Regions from separate parts of the Mus musculus genome. Here region 2 is linked to region 1. A link is a contact called in ENCODE Hi-C or POLR2A ChIA-PET data. All regions are on one chromosome and are shown on one strand. The core of a region is the stretch at or near the end of the contact, and the rest is flanking DNA. Distances in the headings are between cores, read along the strand shown.

Region 1 (2,910 bases), core at 243-2,742:
ATGGTTAGCCAAAGGAGTGAAGAGAAGGGGCTGTGACTTCCTTTTTACAATTTTTAAAGGTTTATTGCAATGGTTTTTATAATTAAAGTTAACATTCTACATGAAGTACATTGAAGAGATTATAAACTTTTAAATTAAAAGAGAAATTCTTTTCGTCATGATTAGGATAATACAAGGCATTTTGTCGAAATACTTTCAAGTCCCAAGATGTCCTCCTAGTTAACTAAAATTTAACACCAATGAAGTTAAACTTTTTGTTTCAAATGTTGAAAATGAAGCATTGATTTTAATAAAATCTAAGAAAAGCGTTAAGAAGCCATATTTTAGCTTTCTAAGTTCTGTATTACCTCACTATTTCGCATTTTTTAAACCGTAAAATGTACTTCAGAAAGGATTTTGCCTTCTATCTCCCAGCTAACGTTTGCATTTTCTCCATCTGCTTGGACGTGGAGTTATTTTAATTGCTTCTTCTTCACACGTTCTGGAGAAAGTCTTTCAGACTTTCTAAACGCCAGAGAAGTGCCTGGAATTGGTTAAGCACCCTGCTTCTGCTCTAGGGTGCCATGGAACTTCCCAGCCCCTCACCATTTCTCTCCGAGAGGTCTCTGTCCCCGGGGAGAGGCGGCGCACAGCATCCCGGGCGCCCGCGGAGAGCACGGCCGCCCCCCGGGAGCCAGGCGCCGAGGGGCCGAGCCCAGCGCCCGCCTTCCGCGCTGGTTGGTGGAGGGAGCCGGAGAGCGGCGCGAGGACAGCCTCGGCGGGGCTCGGGCGGGAAGGCGCGGGCCCGCTCGCCCCCGGCGGTCCGGAGCAGGCGTCGTGCCGCCGGGTAAGATGGCTCCGCTTCCCACCGGCCCAGCTTGCTCCCCACCGGGCCGTGGGGCCCTGGGGCCGCCGAGGCCGCACGACCCCCCGCCAGCGCCGCGCGAGCCGGGGGCCGCCGAGCGCCGCCCGCCGCAGACAAAGCTGACAACATGGCTCCCTCCGCCCGGCAAGTTGCTCGCAAGTTGCGGCGCGGCCGGCGTCCCTCAACTTCAAGTTTCCCTCGCATGGCCGCCCTCCCGCCGGCCGCCGGCCGCGGCCCACCCCGCGCGAGGCCGGGCCGGGAAACTTTAACGTCCGCCGCCGCAACTGACAGCCCGGCGCCACTCGCTCACCTTCAGACAGGTCCTCGATGCACTCGAAGGTGATCTCGAACTGGAACGGGTTGTAGAAAGGCGACGGGTTATCCAGCACCACTACATTGTTCACCTGAACCTTTGCCATATTTTGAAGAAAACACAAACAATGGGGCCGGGGCTGGCGGCACCACCGAGTCCCGCGCGCGGCCGCTCCGAGAGCGCAGACCCCCGCCCCGGCGCGGCGCGGCCCGACGTCGTGCAGCTGCGACTTGAGAAACTTTTTTTTCCTTTTTATTTACACGGCGGCACTCCACGGTGTTTTGCAGCTTTCCTATTTCACTAAACTACAGCCCATTCTGCCCTGATAACTAGCAGCGTTGCCCGCGATTGGCTGCCCCCGAGCTCTGACCCTCCTCCTCCAGCGAGGGCCGCGGCGGCGAGCAAGATGGGCTCCCGCTCGCAGAACGGACGGGAAACTTTCACTGCGGCTCCACCTGCTGGTGCGGACCAGGACAAAGGCGCAGAACAAAGTGAGTGGAATAGGGGCTGGGAGGCCCGCGCGGAGGCCGCCGGCGGCGGGGGAGGGGCGACGCAGGCCCCGCCCCCGCCCGGCGGGGCCGCGCCACACGTCGGGCGTGGCCGCGGCGGGACGGAGGGGGCGGGACCCGTGGGGTGGGCGGGGCCGGCGGTGGAAGCAGGAGGGCGCGAGGCGGCCCCGTGTGTGTGCGCAGCATGGGCCTTGGGGTTTTTCGGGTTTTCTTCCAGCCTTTAACGCTTCCCCCACCAGTGCCGGCGGCTTTGCTGGCTCTGCTGGATTTAGCAGATAAGGTGTGCTTTGCAGCCCTTGTCAGGCCCAACTAGCTGTCTGTGCTTCTCGCAATCGTAATGGTAGAGAATAGGGAGAAGGGCTGGTTGCAGTGGGAATAAATTGCATTTTTATAGCCCATGTCAGCTCGAAAGGAGCAAGCCATTTTGGAATTCAAGTTCTTGGCCACGACAGTGCGGTGAAATAGATACAAAATGAGGGCGGGGTGATTTTACACACACACACGCAGGCTAGAAAAAAAATATGCGATCTTCAGCTGCATGTTGGATTTCTTCCCATTTAATAACTGAAAAGATGTAAAACAAAACAAAAAAAAAGAAATAAAAGGGGGAAAACGTGATCAGTTACAGCGAGGCTTCTGTTGTTGGGGGGGCACAGAGAAAGAAGTCAAAAGTCGAGAAAATGGAAGTGTCTGAAGGCCAAAGGACAACAAATGTATTTTTGGTGGAATATGAGAAAGGAGAAAGCACAGATAACATGCCATTTGCTCTTCAAGGCATTTATAACAAACATTCATAAGTGAAAAAGTGCAGCACACCAATTCTGAGGAGACCTTCCATGCCTGTGACGCCTGTGAGACCATTTCAAGGCTGACTGGAGGAAAAGTTGCTTGTTTATGGTACTTAGCCACTGTGGGTAGACTAGGAAACAGGAAACGGAAACCTAACACCTTTGTGAATGTGAACTGATTCTTTTTACTGTGGAGGTGTTACTCATAAACCATTGGGTTCTTTTCTTTTTCCTTATAAATGAAACTACTAAACTATTCAATAAAATCCGGAGTGAAAATTATGTCTTAGTATTAATCTGCAAGTGAAGTTTCTGCTAGTGTGCAGAATTTAATTAATCTTCCTTGGACAGGTTGAGACTCAACTGGATTGCTGTGGATGATCTGTCCTTGTCCGAAGACCTTTAGTTATCATGAAGCAGGGCCTTCCATGTTTAAGGAGATTAAAGTGGGGAGAG
Region 2 (2,896 bases), core at 368-2,867, 33 kb before region 1:
GTGTGTGTATACACCTGTGTAAAGGCTATACTACAAGACTTAAGAGTGCTCTATTAGCCATTTATGGTGGTTCACACCCATAATCTTAAGAAGCAGAAGGACCGCAGACTGGAGGCTATTGTGAGCTACCTAACAAGACTGTGTCTCAAAAAAAATTTAATACTTCTACTCATTGTAGAGTCAAAAACGCAACCCTTACCTCAAAAGGAGAGAACAGTTTATCCTGGAACAAACTATGAGTGGCTATGGTCCAGTTTCTCCCCTTCCGTGGTCCAATGTACTAATAGTGCTCCAATGTGTGAAGTTTTTATAGGGACATAAAATCATTAAGATTGAACCAATGTATCATACAGGTGTACTGCTTAATTTCAAATGTCAACTTGCCTTAACCAAGAATTACCTCAGAAAAGAGATTTTTTTTTTTTTTGCTTGTTTGTTTTGTTTTGTTGAAATGTATCTGGCTGTCCTGGAACTCACTTTGTAGATCAGGCTGGCCTTAAACTCACTGAGATCAACCTGCCAGAATTAAAGGCCTTTGCCACCATGCCTAGCTGAGAAGGGAGTCTGAATTAAGGAACTGCCTGTATCAGATTGACCAGTAGGAATGTCTTTGAGACATTGTATCCTTAACTGATGTAAAAAGAGGGCCTGGCCCTAGGAAGTAACACCCTTAGGCTCTAATGTAGAAAGTCTTCAGGAACAATTTGAAGTTCAGAAAAACACTTATTAGTTGAGCTAGGGACATTTTGAGATCAGGGAACATGAACGGTGGCAGCACGTGCTGACATGACTCTCTTGCTGAAGCTGAGTTGGGGTCAAGATAATGAATTTCTTTTTTGTTTTTGTTTTTTCGAGACAGGGTTTCTCTGTGTAGCCCTGGCTGTCCTGGAACTCACTCTGTAGACCAGGCTGGCCTCGAACTCAGAAATCTGCCTGCCTCTGCCTCCCAAGTGCTGGGATTAAAGGCGTGCACCACCACGCCCGGCCAGATAATGAATTTTTTATATCCAATTTTGCCCTCAGCTGCCTGATTTGATTTAATAAAAATTGCTGATAGGTAGATGTGCAGTCAGAGGATTTAAAGTAGAAGTGACTTCACAAAACCGTAACACCACTTATAAAATTTAGCTCGAAATGGATCAGAGAACTACACGAAATGGAAAATATTGTGACGTGGAAGTAGGCAGATTCCTTAAATACATCGCCAACCCAAAAAAAAAAAAAAAACAAAAACAAAAAAAAAACAACAAAATCACTTGTGTTCTAAGATATCTGAAGGTGCAAACCAAAGTCGAGTCCCAGATCGCCCACATCCCGCCCTAATACGTCACCAGGGTTCCCCTTCTCTCCGCCCTAGTCTCCACCCCGCGTTCGCCCATCACCAATCCGCGGAATTCCTGCCAGCCTGAATTATCCACTTCACCCTAAACCCGCCCTCGAAGCCGGTGTCCCGCTCAAACCCCGCCCCATGCCTCCGAGACCCGCCCCTCAGACGTCTTGTCCGGCCCAAACCCCGCCTCCAGCTCCCCGAGTCCCGCCTCTCTCCCTGCTCCCGCCTCCCGCTCGCAGACTCCAGCGTCCGTCCTGGCGCGCGCCCGCCTGCGTCCGCACCCGGAAGAAGCCCCAGCGGCCGGAAAGTTGAGGCAGTGCGCGGCTCGGGGTCCGCGGGAAGCTCAAGTCCTTCAGAGGCCGAGCGAGAGCAGCGCGAAGAAGCCTGCGCGCCCCCGCGCAAGGCGGCCCCCTCGAGCGGCCGCGCGCACGCCCCGCCCCCTCCAACGCCGCGCGGGTCGGGCTGGGGCGACCACGGCCGCAGCGCGGTCCCGGCGACCAAGACAGTGCGTGTTGAGCCCGTAAGTGACCACCGCAGCGTGAGGTCCCGGGGGATCGTTTCCCTCCCGTGGTTAGCGTCAGGTCTCGTCCGCATCCTTTAATTTCTAAACTCCCCGCAGGGCTGGGAGGCCACAGCCAACCACCTGTGGATTAGAAGCGAATTTCCAAATGCTTTCCAAAGCATCCCTCCGCTAGGCTCTCGCTCGCCAGGCGGCCTGGAGGCGCGCAATGAGCGCGCACCCGCGAATGGCGCGCAACGCGGGATTGAGACGCGCGGGGCGTGGCCACAGCTCCCGAGGGGCGGGGCTACGCGAGCCTAGGTGAGGGACAAGGCTCTATCCCCAAACTGCTCTTTTTGGCGCCACCTTGCAGTGGATAGTATGAAATAAAGCAAAGCCATTTTATTTGTTTGGATGCCAGAGGCAAGAGGAGAGAGAATTTGATAGTTGTACAACCATCGTCCCCCCTCCCCTAGACAGTAAATGGCTTAAGTTTGTAACGGGATGCCTGAGTTTATAGGTTGATAAACTTGTCTAATTGCACGGATGTTGGAAAAAAAAAAAAAGAAGAAGAAAGCTGTGTTTAAAAAATATCGGTCTGTTTAACACTGTAATTTACCGGTTTAACTAGGCAAACATTTAACCTGCCCCTGTTAGGAACTTAAAATTCTTTGCCCGCCCTCTTTCTGCGCTGTTGGAGTTGGGTATGTTGTTAATTGTTGTTTCGGATTTCTGCTCTACATTCACTTTGTATTTGTAAAATCGTAAAGATATTCCTTTGGTCACTCTTGAGGGTAGTGCTGTGATTTTTTTTTCCCAGCTAAGATCCACATCATGAAATACTATGATCCCTTTCCCAAATAATCTCTTTTTTTACTCTTGGCTGATTGATTATGCTATTACCTAACCAAAACCAAGTCGCTTAGTATTTTAGTGTTGGCTTACTTTGACTGATTCTCTGAAAAATACTCTCTTAATCTCATACCAGCCTCCTGTACTTGTCAGTGTTCTTGGCTTAAGTGTGATGCAACTTTATACTTTATACCTCCCAGCTGAGCAGGTGTTCA

The links. A loop is a pair of places that touch in the nucleus more often than their neighbours do. ChIA-PET counts read pairs that join two places held with the same protein, here RNA polymerase II (POLR2A).
Region 2: a loop to region 1 is called in a map of left cerebral cortex, with 6 times the contacts of the local background. The contact joins the promoter of Mcm9 here to the promoter of Asf1a in region 1. A Hi-C loop is called at or near these places in 11 of 37 maps with a recorded cell type or tissue (T-helper 2 cell, gastrocnemius, heart and 1 more). POLR2A ChIA-PET finds 5 or more read pairs at or near these places in 5 of 5 experiments (Patski and embryonic stem cell).

The regions. Positions count from the first base shown.
Region 1 is chr10:53,595,543-53,598,452 of GRCm38, reverse strand. It overlaps Asf1a (anti-silencing function 1A histone chaperone), which reads right to left and starts at 1,492. Exons shown (of 4, transcript NM_025541.3): 1 at 1,155-1,492. The coding sequence starts at 1,263. The region is part of intron 7 of Mcm9 (minichromosome maintenance 9 homologous recombination repair factor); the gene reads left to right.
Region 2 is chr10:53,628,678-53,631,573 of GRCm38, reverse strand. It overlaps Mcm9 (minichromosome maintenance 9 homologous recombination repair factor), which reads left to right and starts at 1,617. Exons shown (of 13, transcript NM_027830.3): 1 at 1,617-1,850.